Regions from separate parts of the Homo sapiens genome. Here region 2 is linked to region 1. The links are chromatin contacts, found by Hi-C or POLR2A ChIA-PET in ENCODE. All regions are on one chromosome and are shown on one strand. The core of a region is the stretch at or near the end of the contact, and the rest is flanking DNA. Distances in the headings are between cores, read along the strand shown.

Region 1 (6,949 bases), core at 247-2,746:
GAATTTTATTTTTAAATATTCATTGCAGATCAAAATTAATATCGTCAACTTTAGGATCATAAAGATGTATTTAGTGTAATTTTCTATGCTCATATGATAATATTTGGCATAAGGATAATGAGTTAGTGGAAACTGATTTTCAAGAAAAATTATTTAAGGACTATACTCTTAAAACGGAGTTTTCCTCTTGAATTTTCCATTCTGCCTCTCCTGACCGTGATCTCATCAGTGGCCCTGATTTGCTTTGTGACCTGGTCCCAGTGTATTTTTCTATATTTGTTTCTCACCACTCTCTCCTTTCACTCTCTCTGTTCTACACAATTAGGCCCCTGCGTGTTTTCCTCAGGCCCTCACCTCCCAGCTCCCATACCCACAGCCTGACCCTTCTCCTGGCTTACTTGTCTGTCTCTCTCTTACCTCCTGAATGCGATCCCAGCCATCCTGCAGGCCCATGAAAAACGCTACCTCCTCCTTCCTGGAACCTAGCATCGTATGCCCAAAGCACACTCCCTGTGGCCACTTATGACAAGGAGCACATGCCTGTCTCACATCAAGGTCATCTCTGTCTGTACCTGTCTCTCATTAGACTGTGAGTCCCTTCAGGGCACAAACCACATTAACTTTGTGCCCCCTTTCAAGACTTAGTACAGTGTGGCTCACACTGTCATGCATGTCACATCTAGTAGGTGCTTAATCCCAATTTATACCTCCCAGGCCAGCTGGGAGGGGCAAATGGGGGCAGCAAAAAGGGCAACTTGCAGGTGAGCAGGAACAGAGGCCCAGGCAAGGCATGGACTGGCATCGGAGAGTGCGTGGAGCCCCCTAAAGATGTCCAGGGATGTGGGGGAAGGCCTTTGACAAGTGGTTGGGAACCTGATAACAGGCAGGTAGAAGCCATCAAGTCAGCAGTGTAACCACTAATCGTACCTCAGGTGAGCCCACAATCGGTGAGACCCAGAGGATATTTGGGTTACATTTGTGTAATAAACTATGTATGCACAAAGAAAAGTTTGGAAAGTAAACATCAAGGCATTAACAATGACTGTCTCTGGGTGGATGGATGAATGTTTTTGATTTTCTTCCTTTTGGTTTCTCTATATTTTCTGATTTTCCTGAAAGGAACATGTGTTGCTCTTATAATAAGAAAAAAAACAATAAAAGTTGTTTTTAAAAAATCAAATTACAGCACACATTTTGCCTGGGGACACGCTTAGGAGAACAGGCATTTTAAACTAAGTGGTCGCCAAAGTACAAAATGTTACAGTTGATCCACACGGATGATTCTCTCCTCTCCCTCCCCATGGCCAGGAATTGGGCAAGCAGATCATATAGGAATTTACCTGTGAAAGTGGATAAGTCCCCTGTAGCGTGCTTGCACAGATGGCCATACCACGGATGCAGCAGTGATTAGCCATGTAAACTCACTTTCTGCAGTTTTACCAGCATCTACCTCTCCAGCTCCTTCCAGGAGGAGTCGCTGTTGCTCTCCTCTCCCTGGATCGGCCCCACTCATTTCCTGAGTCTTACCTGACCAGAATAGGGCATACACGGTGGGCAGGAGGCCAGTATATGTGGCATGGTCCCAGGGCTTGATGTGGAGCGGTAAGGCCAGGGTAGCCAAACGCTCAGGAAGTCTCTGTTTTTAACCATCAACTCCATCACATCATCTGTCATTCGTGGTTTGTCGTATTTATTTCTCCATTTCCTGTTGGAGCTCAAGCCCTACCTTGAATCCCAGTTCGTTTGGCAAGAGTCCTGACAGCCTGCCAAGCTCCTGAAACCCTGTTCATCCTGGAGCATCTTCCTGGTACCCTCTGACCACTGGGGACGGTCCTAAGCTAAATGACCACATCATCTGGGAGTTGGTGCTACCACCTGTTTGACTCAAGTGTCTCTTGCACCCAGATTCTGATGACTGTCCTTGAACCACTAGACTGTGATACTGACATACTGACACCCCAGCCAGACTGACATCCACTAGATTCTCATTTGATTTTGCCACACCACAGGGCAGGGCCTAGTGGAAAGGACACTCCTCGTCTTGGCCCAGAAAGTCTTATGTCACCTGCTTCCTGCTTGCCCCTGAGCTCAGCTGGCAGCACTTTCCCTCTTGTTTCCTGCACTCGAGGGACATTGGTCTTCTTTTTGTTTCTTGAACATGCTAAGCTTGTTTCTACCTCAAAGCCTTTGCACATTCATTTGCTGTTCCTTCTACCTGGAGTTCTCATTCTGTGGGTCTCTTCAGCTGGTGGTTCTTTTCCATCATTAGGTCTCAGTTCAAAATCACCTCCACTTAGAGTCTCTTCCCTGAAAGACTCTGTAACCCTCCCAATCCCCCTTTGCCCTCCTTCCTCACCAAGGCCTGTCAGTGGGCCTGGGAGCCTCCTGTCCTTCCTCTCCACCATCCACTACCAAGGATGCCCCTTCAGTCTCTTAACTAGGGGCTGACAACTTTGTCTGCTCAGATAGTAAATATTTTAGACTTTGTGAGACATATACTATCTCTCTTGCATATTTTCTTTTGTTTGTTTTACAACCCTTTAAACATATAAAAACCATTCTTAGCTTTCACTTCCACACAAAGACAGACCATGGGCAAGATTTGGAATCTAGGCCGCATTTGAACAACCTGGCTCTAGATCGGCTCACCTTATTTTATATGCTTCACAATGTATCACCACCTGGAGTTATCTTGTTCATTTATTAACTTGATATTGTTTGTCTCTCCCATGAAATGGCTGAGAAATGTATGTGTCTTGGATCTCTGGTCTCTGATACAGTGCCTGGCACATAGTAGGCCCATGAAATATTTTTGTTGGATGAATAAATAAATAAATAAATGAATGCACAGGTTTTGGAGGCTAATGAATTTGGGTCAGAATCCGCTCATGCCATTTAATCCCTGTAGAAATTAGGCAAATCACTTAACATTCTAATTTTCAACGTTATCATTGGCAAAATGATAGTAACAAAAGCTCCCTTGCTGGGTTGTTGATATGACAGATTAGGAGGATACCTACAAAGCACCCAGCCAGGAGAAGGCCCTCAATAAATACTAGCTCCCTTCTGCTTTCTTCCTTTGGCACACTTTCTCCAGAAGGGACAGCATCTCTTACTTGTTTATCACCCAGTCCTAAGTCTGCTGCCTCATCCTCCCTTGGTCCAACCTCATCAAGCTCCCAGCATGCTTTGTGGCAGAGCCTCTCCAAGTATGATGAACCTCTTGGAGCAACAAACAGTGTTTACAGCAGAGATTGCTGCATGCAGTTGGGATGGAGGCCATGAGTGTGATTGATGGAAGCTGAGAGCATGAAGCTATCTGGTGGGGATGCAGATCCCCTTGGATTTAGAGAATGGCCTCCGCCCCTCCTTGTCCCTGACCAGGCCTGGCTCTAGCTTTGATTGTAATTCCCCTGACTTTTTGGAGAGAGATGGGAGGAAACAGCACAGCCAATGAAGAGACTTCCAAACTCCCCCCAGGGAAGCTTTTTGCTTCATGAGCTCCAAGGAGCTGGAATAAGATCCTCAAAGTGTGCATGCTGCCCAGCTGTGGCCACGTGGAGGGTCTTGGAGGAAATCTACAATCCCAGAATGTCAGAGCTGAAGGGAGCTGAGAGACCCCGTGAACTCCTCCTCCCTCCTCACTGAGATCTGTCCGTGGGCCATGGAGACTCCTCTCCTTCCTTCCTCTTCATTATTGCCCCAGCCAGCCTTGTTAGCTAGCTCTCTCCTGGTGGGTCTGGTCTAACTGCCACTGTGATGTCCCTTCTAGGCCATTCTTTTTCTGCTCTAGAGTCCCCTCTCTAAGTCTGATCAGGTTAGTCCCTACTGAAAACCCTTGGACGGATCCCATTGCCTCTGGATGAAGTCTAAATCCTTAGTCCGTTTGTGATGTCGTCCACAACCTGGGACCCATCTATCTTTCCCCATGCACTGCCCTCCACTGTCCCACTCTCTTGGGCTTCAAGCACACTTCAGCCTTTGAGCTCTGCTGGATCGAATGCCTCCACTCCTGTAAGATGGCCCTAGACCTTCCCTCCTGCCCTCTTCCAAGGTTGCACAGCACTCTCACTGGTCCTTTAGAGTAGCTCTCTTGACACATGGCTCTAATTCATCTTACCAATAGCTAACATTTATCAGCTGTTGACCATGTGCCCGGCCTTGATCTTCCCTAAGTACCTTAAGGTTTAAGTCATTTGCTCTCAACCACCCTACAATTAGGCAATTATTATTACTATTTTAGAGACAAAGTGAGGGACTACAGTGTAAAGTCACTTGCCCAAAGTCACATGGCTAGTGATTGGGGGAGCTTGGACTTGAACTCAGAGTATAACTCCAGAGCCCACGTCTAGTGCACTGAGGTTGTGAAGATACATCAGACGTGGGTCCTGCCCCATAGGAAATCCCAGTCCGTGAAAGCCAGGGACAAGAGAGATGGTATGACTTAGTTAACATAAAGCCTGGCACAGAGCAGGGCCGTGACTCCTGCTTATTCTTATAAGGAGCACCTGATCAAATATGACTTATGTCCAGACTGCCTGGTCCACACAAGAGTGAAACGGGTCCCAGAGGGGACATAAGTTGCTGCTCCAGGTCATGAGCCATGCTCATGCTGGGGGCCAGGTGCCTTTCTTTCCTTTTCTCAGGGAAATCTGTTCCAGGACTAGATATGGGCCCTGCTTCTGGGAGAGGGGCATGGCATGGGTATTTCCCAAATTTGTACATGCTCAGTCCTTTCAGCCTCCATCGGCTGTACCTGTGGGCCGGCTGCTGCCTGTTCCCAGTTCTCACAAGGATGATTCACAATGTCTGCTGATCAGGTTGGTCTCTGGGGGGACCTCTCTGTAAACTAGCACCCATGTGGAATCCAGAGTTGAAAACGATTTTATGTGTTACAGATTCTATGTGTGTATCCTTTATAATGGATCATATTTGAATCTCCAACATGCAAACCTGATAAGCCCTCCCTCTCAAGAACCTTCAGTGGCTCCCTAGTGCTTTCTGAATTAAGCTCAAATTCATTATCCTGGCTTTCAAAGCCTTTCCCAATCTAAATGCTGCTTATCTTTTCACTGCACCTATAAATATTCTTAACATCACAGTCAACTGGGACTACTTGCTGTAGGGAAGTACTATGGGTAAGGATGTAAGGGACAAATACCTTGCAGTCCCACTCTCTGCATCCTGTCTCAGTCCTGCCTGTTTACCTGCATGATCTTGGGTTCAGTACTCCAAAACCAGAGCTGTGTCCAGCACAACATGCCGCCTCTCTGATCTCCGGTAGGCACCAAAAAGTAGTGGGCGAGTATGCAGAGGGCCCCAGTGCCAGGGTGGTCTGTTGGAGGTAGAGAGAGAAAGAGGGGCACCTTTCACAGCGCTGGGACATATTAGGGCCTTTGAAAATTTATTCCTCTCTACCCGTCTTTCCTCCTACCATGTTTTGAATTCTGTCAAATGAGGGTGGCATTCTGTTTAGGTGACTTACGAGTAAGTGCCAGCTAAGGGTGACCTAGAGACTGTTTAGGTGGAGTTCAAGTTCTGTTTATGAGAGTCCTGAGCTCCATTTAGTAGTTCTTAGGGTATCCTGTCAGAGGACACACTCTTTCTTGCCAGCACAGGCGGCTGAGAGCCCGCAGATGCACAGTCTACCCCACTCGAGCACTGGCCGTGCTTCTGCTGACAGGAAGGCTGGGAGGGGAGGGCTGGGGGCTCCCGGCAGGTATGCTGCTGATCTCTTAGTGAATATAATTTTCACTGGACAGATGTTTTCTGCTGGTGGAAAAAGAAATAATAACTGTGCTGGGACCCCCCACTTTCATGGCTGGAGTGTCGCCAGCACTAAAATAACAGCTCTCTTTCAAGTGTGTACACACATTCTTCCAGCCCGGTCAGTGGCTGTGGGCCACCCTGAGTCCACACAGAAATGTGTGAGAGTGTGTGTGAGTGAGTGTGTGAGAGAGTGGGTGTGAGTGTGCTCGTGTGTGTGTGTGCACGTGTGTTTGTGAGTGTATGCTTGTGTGTGCGTGTGAGTGTGTGTACGTGTATTTGTGTGTGTGAGTGTGCACATGTGTGTTTGTGAGTGTGAGTGTGTGTGCGTCCACACATGTGTGTGCAAATGTGGTGGGATCGAATGTCCAAATCCTGACTGGCTTCAGGCCCACTTCAGAAACGCCTTCTCTTCCAGGAAGCCTCCCCAGACCCCTCAGCTGGAGGCAGTGGTGCTCTTTTAGAGCCTCTGGCTTCCCCCTAGTATTATAGGAGGCCTGGCCAGGAGTGAAGCAAGTAGAGCCTGGAAAAATGGAACTGAATTTGAATCCAGCATCATCATTTAAGAGCTGTATCATCTCAGGTCCCAGTTTCCCTACTTTAGAGTAGGAATAACGATACACACCTGCTAGGGTTAGTCCGAGATATTAGTACAGTAATATATACGTGCCCTGCAGAGAGAATGCCTTTCATCGATGTTAGCTGCCCTCCCTCCAGGACTGTTGCTGGCATTGTGAGGGCAGCACCGAGGATCTTCTCTCATAATCTCTGTCTGTGCTGGCTTCACCACTTCCTTAGGGAAGGCAACGAACATATACGGTTATGTATCGCTTAATGGCAGGAATGTGCTCTGAGCCATGCTTCCTTAGGCAACTTCATGGCAGTGCGAACATCATAGACTGTACTTACACAAAGCTAGATGGTGATGCCTACTACACACCTAGCCTATGTGGTATAGCCTAGTGCTCCTAGGCTACAAACCTGGACAGCATGGTACTGTGCTGAATGCTGTAGGCAGTTATAACACCATGGTAAGCATTTCTGTATCTAAATACAGAAAAGGCACAGTAAAAATACAGTATTGTAATCTTGTGGGACCATTTGTGTATATGCTGTCCATCATTGACCAAAACATCAGTATATGGTGCATGACTGTAAACACCTGAAGAGAATGGTGTTTGCT
Region 2 (7,001 bases), core at 1,751-4,250, 1.1 Mb after region 1:
TGTCTCTACTAAAAATACAAAAATTAGCTGGGCATGGTAGCGGGCACCTGTAATCCCAGCTACTCGGGAGGCTGAGGCAGGAGAATTGTTTGAACCCGGAAGGCCGAGGTTGCAGTGTGCCAAGATCGGGCCATTGCACTCCAGCCTGGGTGACAATGCAAGACTACGTCTAAAAAAAAAAAAAAAAAAAAAAAACACAACCACAACAACAAAAAAGACATGCTAACTAAGTTCAAGCAGGTCCCATGCCTCCAATGCAGGCTGTCCTGACCCAGCTTTGCCCCTTCAGTTCTTATCCTGCAAACCTAAAAAGCTGCTACACCAAGTGGCTTCTCTAAAAGACCCCAAGAGCCAAAAGCGACTCACATTTTGGTCTCTGGGGGATAATGTGATCCAGATTCCCTTACGCCATGCTGAACAAGGGAAAGCAAAGAGTATAGAAAATCACTACATTGGCAGCAGGGAGACGGGGGTTCTGATCCCTGCCCAGCTATTCACACAGTGAGTCATTTACGCAGGTAATTTTTCATCCAGGAGGCGAAGGAGATTTGAACATGCACCTGGACCAGGACTAGGACTATCTGTAAAAGATCTGAAAGATACCAAGGGAAGGGGAGCTTTGATTGCTTCTCCATCCAAGGTGGGGGCTGAGCTAGACAGAGTAGAAAGAACTCAGGTATAGTCTCCAATGCTAGGCCCACCACTTTCTCACTGTGTTCTTGGGCAAGTCACTGGACATCTGAGTCTCCGTTTCCTCATCTGAATACAGGGGTCAAAATTTCTACATTGAAATGGTTTTCCTTCACTTGCCTGTTTTATGATCTTAAAATTGGTAACTGCCTTCTCTGGGCCTCCCTTCTTTCCTTACCTACTTATCAGCGCTGTGGCAGAGTAGGAAAGGGCATGGGTTCTAGGGCGTGATTTGCAGTGTGATCTTGAGTCAGTTGCTTCTCTGTGTCTCAGTTTTCTCCTTTGTAAAACAGTGGCTACCTCATGAATTTGTTACAAGGACTAAAAGAGAGGAAAGTATATCAAGTACTTGGCCCACTGTTAAGTGCTACACAAGTGTGAACTCGCTTACATTGTATGTGTGACTACTGAGTTAAGAAATACCACAGATGAAAGGGTAGAGCATCTGGGTTCCAGTTCCAGTTTTGTCACTCGCTTGCTTTGTGATCTTAAATAATTACTTACCCTCTCTGGGTCTCCTTTTACGTCTTCAGTAAAATGAAAGGGTGGGAGCTTCCTAAGGGCCTTCTAGTTCTTGCATTCTGTGTACCAGAATTGTGTACAGAGATTCTGGTACAGAATCCATCTTTGAACCTGCTGCTCCCTGGACCTGATATGTCTAGCAGTGCTTGTGGAAAACCTACTCCCTTCTCATCCTCTGGCCAGGTTAAGTTTAACCTCCTATGGGAATATTTCCCTGAGTCACTCAAAAACAAACAAACAGACCGGGCGCGGTGGCTCACGCCTGTAATCCCAGCACTTTGGGAGGCCGAGAGGGGCGGATCACCTGAGGTCAGGAGTTCAAGACCAGCTTGCCAAAATTGTGAAACCCTGTCTATACTAAAAATACAAAAATTAGCTGGCTGTGGTGGCACACGCCTGTAATCCCAGCTACTTGGGAGGCTGAGGTAGGAGAATCACTTGAACCTGGAAGGTGGAGGTTGCAGTGAGCCGAGATCTCGTCACTGCACTCCAGCCTGGAAGACAGATCAAGACTTCATCTCAAAACAAACAAACAGGCTTGGCACAAGTGGCTCACGCCTGTAATCCTAGCACTTTGGGAGGCCCGGGCAGGTGGATCGCCTGAGGTCAGGAGTTCAAGACCAGCCTGGACAACATGGTGAAACCCCATCTCTACTAAAAATATAAAAATTAGCCAGGCATCGTGGCGCATGCCTGTAATCCTAGCTACTCAGGAGGTTGAAGCAGGAGAATCATTTGAACCCGGGAGGCAAATGTTGCAGTGAGCCAAGATCGGGTCACTGCACTCCAGCCTGAGCAAGACTCCTTCTCAAAAACAAACAAACACACTCCATTGGCTTCTTCCTATGCTTCGAGCATTTACCTGGATACCACTCTTCTGAATCTGACTTATCATTCTTAGTTTCCCTCGTTCTCTCCCTGCTTACCAAGCTGGGTACCCCTCGAGGGCCTGGTGGGCCTGGAGTGACAAAGTGCCTGGGCTTTGAAGGCACATCCCAGCCTCAAGAAAGCTCTGTCCCATACTATCTGGGTGATGTTCTAACTCTCAACTGCCTCATCTATAAAATGGAGACAGTAATACCTACAACACAGGGTCGTGAGGATGAAGTGCCCGAATATCCACTTCTGGCAGAGGACACTTAGATGCAGTCACGTGAAAGGGCTGGACGTCACCTTTCTCTTTGGAAATGTCCCCAGGGTGTGGCACAAAGGAAGCACGAAATACAGTATTAGTGGACTGCATGTTCTGGGGTGAGCAGCTTGGAAACCCCCAACTCCCCATCCGCCAGGCCACAAGGAGTTAATGTTCAACAACACCCTTCTGACCCGGTTCCTTTCCAAACCAGGCCTGCAGAAGCCGACGGCTGCTCCCATTGGGCCCATGCCTGCCCCGCCTTCCCGCCCGGGAGGTCTTCTGCGCCCAGCGCTCCTCCAGCTTCTTTTGCTCTCCCCAGAAGAATTTAAAAAGCCAAACAAAACCCTTTTGCTGTGATCTCACCCCAGACAAACGCACGGCTCCCAGACAAACGCACAGCTACAAAAGCAGCCCGCATTTGCATTCTAAACCGTCCCGGCCTGGGATGAAAAGCAGAAAATGAAGTCAAAGCGGCCGGCAGAACAATGAGCCCCTCCCGGCAGCCGCCGCCCCGGCCGCCCCCACCTCACAGGCTGAATCCCAGGCCCGAGACGTGGGGCGTCCGGAGCAGCCCCCGCCGCGGAGGAACGGCCGAGGCGCGCCCACCTCCGGGGCCGTCCGAGCCTCGTCGGGCTCGGTGGACTGGCCCCGCCCGAGCGCGCAAGCTTCCCATCTCTGCTTTCTCTCCTCCAGGGTGAAAGGACGGACGGCCCCGACCCGCAGACCCGGCAGAGCCCCGCGGGGAGGGCACCAGGCCAAAACTAGGAGGAAACCGACCAAGTGGGCTGCGGCGGCCGGGAAAGAAACCACGTGCGCTGATGTCCTCAGAAACGCAGGGAGATGTTCCACCCACGGAAACCATTTGGGTTCTGCTAAAGAAGGGGGTCAGGGGTCAGAAAGGGCTCTTGGAGGGGACGGGAAATATATATGAAATTTAAAATATCTGTATATATTTTTATATATACATATGTATATATGTGTGTATACATGTCTATGTGTGTATACATACATATGTGTATATACATATTTTATATGTGTAGTATATATGAGACCAGGTTAAGTTTAACTTCCTCTGGGAATATGTGTGTGTATATATGCAGATAATATATAACATATAATAACATATATAGCATGTAATATATAATTTCAGCGTATATGTATATATGCTGAAATCTACAAAATAAAAGTCAACACTCCAGCCGCAGCATTCGACAGCCCATAGGGACACAACAATCCGTTGATCCTACCCGCCTTTTCACTGCCCCCCACCCATCCCTATGCCATCGGTTTCTCTGCTTCCTCAGCATAAAGTCCATGCTCCGTCATTTTAATTATTCGGTCTAAACTCCCTTGCCACTCGAACCCATAGGTGTACGCACCTGCCAAACCCCAAGCAGGTTAAATTCAACTCTTGTCCACCCTCACCTGCGTCTGCCGGGCAAGGCACACCACCTTGCTGACTATTCCCAATAAATTCTTGACACTAACCCCAAATGGGTGGTTAATGCTGACTTACATCCCTACTACATTTTCCCAGTGGATTCTCTTCCACTCTTCTAAACAAATACTTTACATTTTCTCTTTTCTCAGCTCCCCCCTCTGCTCCCCCATCCTTCCTCACTGCTGCTAACTTTGTTGCTGTTTTATTGAGGAAATAGACGCAATCAGGCCAGAACTTCTGCAAGCTTTCCCCAGGCACCCACCTGATTTGTAGCGTGGCTTGCCTGGTGGCCATCCTGTTCTGCCCTCCGACCTGTGATTTCGCATGAAAGCTGTCTTGCCCTGCCATAGGCCGAACCTCCACCTGCATTCGACGCCCAAGCCCTTCACAGCTCTGAAAACCCTCCCAGAGCTCTTCTCTTCTGCACCATCACTTTTCCTCTGTCTGGATCATTGGCCTCAGCTCACAGACACTACCATTTCCACCATCTTAAAAACAAAAGCAAACCAAAAACAAGAGTCTCTTTTGGCTCCCTATCTTCCTCCAGCTACTTAACCCATTTCTCAGCTTCCATTTACAGGCCAGCTCTTCAAGAATTGTCTGTGTTAAGGGGCTTCAAACTTGTATGGTTCACCTGCCTGCAGAAGAGAATTTTGAAAAATTGTGTACTCTGGCCGGGCGCGGTGACTCACACCTGTAATCCCAGCACTGTGGGAGGCCAAGAAGGGCGGATCATGAGGTCAGGAGTTCGAGGCTAGCCTGGCCAACATGGTGAAACCCCATCTCTACTAAAAATACAAAAATCATCTGGGCGTGGTGGCAGGCACCTGTAATCCCAGCTACTCGGGAGGCTGAGGCAGGAGAATAGCTTGAACCCGGGAGGCGAAGGTTGCAGTGAGCCGAGATTGCGCCACTGCATTCCTTCCTGGGTGACAGAGCAAGACTCTGCTCTGCAGGGGAAAAAGAAAATAAAAAAGAAATATTGTGTACTCTAACACACATTTGTAAGTTGTATCTAAAACTGCTCAATATAAATTTACATATAAGATCCAGGTGCAGCTAAATAATCAGCCACACACTCTGAATTTTATTATTATTATTATTATTATTATTATTATTATTATTAAGCTTAGTAAAATACCCACAACGTAAAAATTTACCGTCTTAACCATTTTTAAGTGTACAGTTGGGTAGTGTTAAGCTAAGTAATAGTCACACTGTTGTGCAACCAATCTCTGGGATTTTTTATCTTGCAAAATTCAAACCCTAATCCCATTAAATGACAACTTTCCATTCCCTCTTTTCCCCAGCCCTTGGCAGCAACCATTCTACTTTCTGTTTATACGAGTTTGACTGTTCTGGATATCTCATATAAGGAAAATCATATAGTATTTGTCTTTTTGGTGACTGGCTTACTTTACTAAACATAATGTCGTCAAAGTTCATCCATGGAGTGACATGTGTCAAAATGTATATCCTTTTTGTGGCTGAATGATACTCCATTACATGTATACACCAAGTCTGAATTTTATTTCACTCTGAAATGAGGTTTTTGTTTATTCAACAAATATTTACTGAGTACCTACTATGTTTGTGTATATACAGCTCTGGATGGACAATGTGAACCAGAAAGATAAAAAGCTCAAAATCTAGCAAAGATTTAAAAGGAGACTCACTCTCCTGTCCCATCTTTTGATTCATCACTCGAGCCTGTGGGTCAGAATATCAAGTTTGCACCTGAATCCCAAATCCCAGTGTTCCAATTTAGAACCTGAGACTATCTAGTTCCAGACTCCATGAATACAAACACATCTTGAGATCCTTCCCTGTACCAACTCACTCCCTCATAAGGGCTCCCTTATAAGGGCTGCATACGTGTCTGTATCTCTCATGAGATGTAAAGCTCTTTGCAAATAAGAAACAACTGTGACTTTGTTCTATATCATCAGTCTTTAACAAGGTGCTTGGCACCTAGAAATGCTCAATAATTGTTTTTTAATGTTTACTCCTAAAGCTGGTCTTATTTGTTTAAAATTCTTCAAATAATTCAAAATTCAAATTTAAAATAATCCCAAAACTATTTCTTGCTACTATGTGTCAGGCCCTGTTCCAGGAGTCAGAACTAAAACAAAGAACAAAACAAGCTTGATCCATACTCTTATCACACATTCTAGTTGGGGGTTAGAAGAACCAATAATAAGTAAAAATAATAAGAGAAATATCAGAAAGAGAAATGATTAGAATAGGGTGCTAGAGTCATAGGGGCTTGGGTTCATCCTGCTTTATACAGGGAAGATCAGGAAAGTCTTCTCCGCAGAAGTGTTCATTGAGCAGAGATATGAATGACAAGAAGGAATGAAGGAGGGGAAGGTCACAGGGAAGAGCATGCTAGGCAGAAGACACAGAGTGTGCAGAGGCCCTGTGGCAGGAAGATCATATTGAAGCAGGTAAAATTTATCGTTTTCTTAGTTTAGAGGTGTGGCAACCAAGTCTAGGAGACAGATAGTGATTTGTTCACCTCTCACAGAAGGGAATTGAGTATAATCAGAAAGTAGTTATCATAGTTAAGGGGTTAGCAGATATTTAACAAAGCAGTTCAATCCTCTGAGCTATAGAAAAGAAATAGCCTGTCTGAACTTGATCCAAACTAAAGCCACTCTTCTCATTTTACAGCCCCCCACACTGGGCCATCTGTTTCATCCACCTCTCAAGGCTTATCTCCCCCTACCATCTCTGAGTTTTTGACTCCTAAAAGCCTATCTCCAATCCCAGATGTCTATTGTGAGCTGGAAGTTCCAGCTCCAAACTGGAATGCAAGCATTATTCTCTTTTGTACATTGCTCTGTGTCCAAACACAACTCTGAATTTGTATTTGTCTGGCACATAGTAGTTGCTCAGTAAATATATTTGAATGAATACATGAATAATGAACTTCAGACCTATTTATCCAACTCTTTACCAGATTTGTCCACCTTAAGATCCCACAAACACCTCAAGTTCAACATATCCAAAACAGTAATGATCTCTACCACTTTCTCCTCCAAATTACCCTTTCCCTGTTTTCCCTCTGTCTCTGAGATCAGTACAAACTCCACCAAGTCTAGGAGAGAAACAAGACAGAAACATGAGCAATATGTTTGATTTGTTCTTTTTCCACCTGTATCCAATAGTCTTCTCAGTTCTAACTCTTCATATTTCTAGAATCCATATCTG

Evidence for each region. Hi-C counts contacts between places; a loop is a spot of excess contacts on that map. ChIA-PET counts read pairs that join two places held with the same protein, here RNA polymerase II (POLR2A). Pooled maps may share reads with other maps.
Region 2: a map of IMR-90 shows a loop between it and region 1 (2.5-fold over the local background). The contact joins two enhancer-like sites. A Hi-C loop is called at or near these places in 1 of 168 maps with a recorded cell type or tissue (IMR-90) and 1 of 50 pooled maps. POLR2A ChIA-PET finds 5 or more read pairs at or near these places in 1 of 52 experiments (OCI-LY7).

Annotation. Positions count from the first base shown.
Region 1 is chr1:55,377,220-55,384,168 of GRCh38, forward strand. No RefSeq gene overlaps it. Among named protein-coding and RNA genes, the nearest start is that of MIR4422, 160 kb to the left of the region's middle. Within about 2 kb of position 1,497, at least 3 of the 41 ENCODE cell types and tissues checked have a DNase peak (open chromatin) inside an H3K27ac peak, as active enhancers do.
Region 2 is chr1:56,474,836-56,481,836 of GRCh38, forward strand. LOC124904185 (a long non-coding RNA gene) reads right to left here. Exons shown (of 2, transcript XR_007066106.1): 1 at 4,051-7,001. Among named protein-coding and RNA genes, the nearest start is that of LINC01767, 63 kb to the left of the region's middle. RefSeq lists an enhancer at 2,094-2,867. Within about 2 kb of position 3,001, at least 24 of the 41 ENCODE cell types and tissues checked have a DNase peak (open chromatin) inside an H3K27ac peak, as active enhancers do.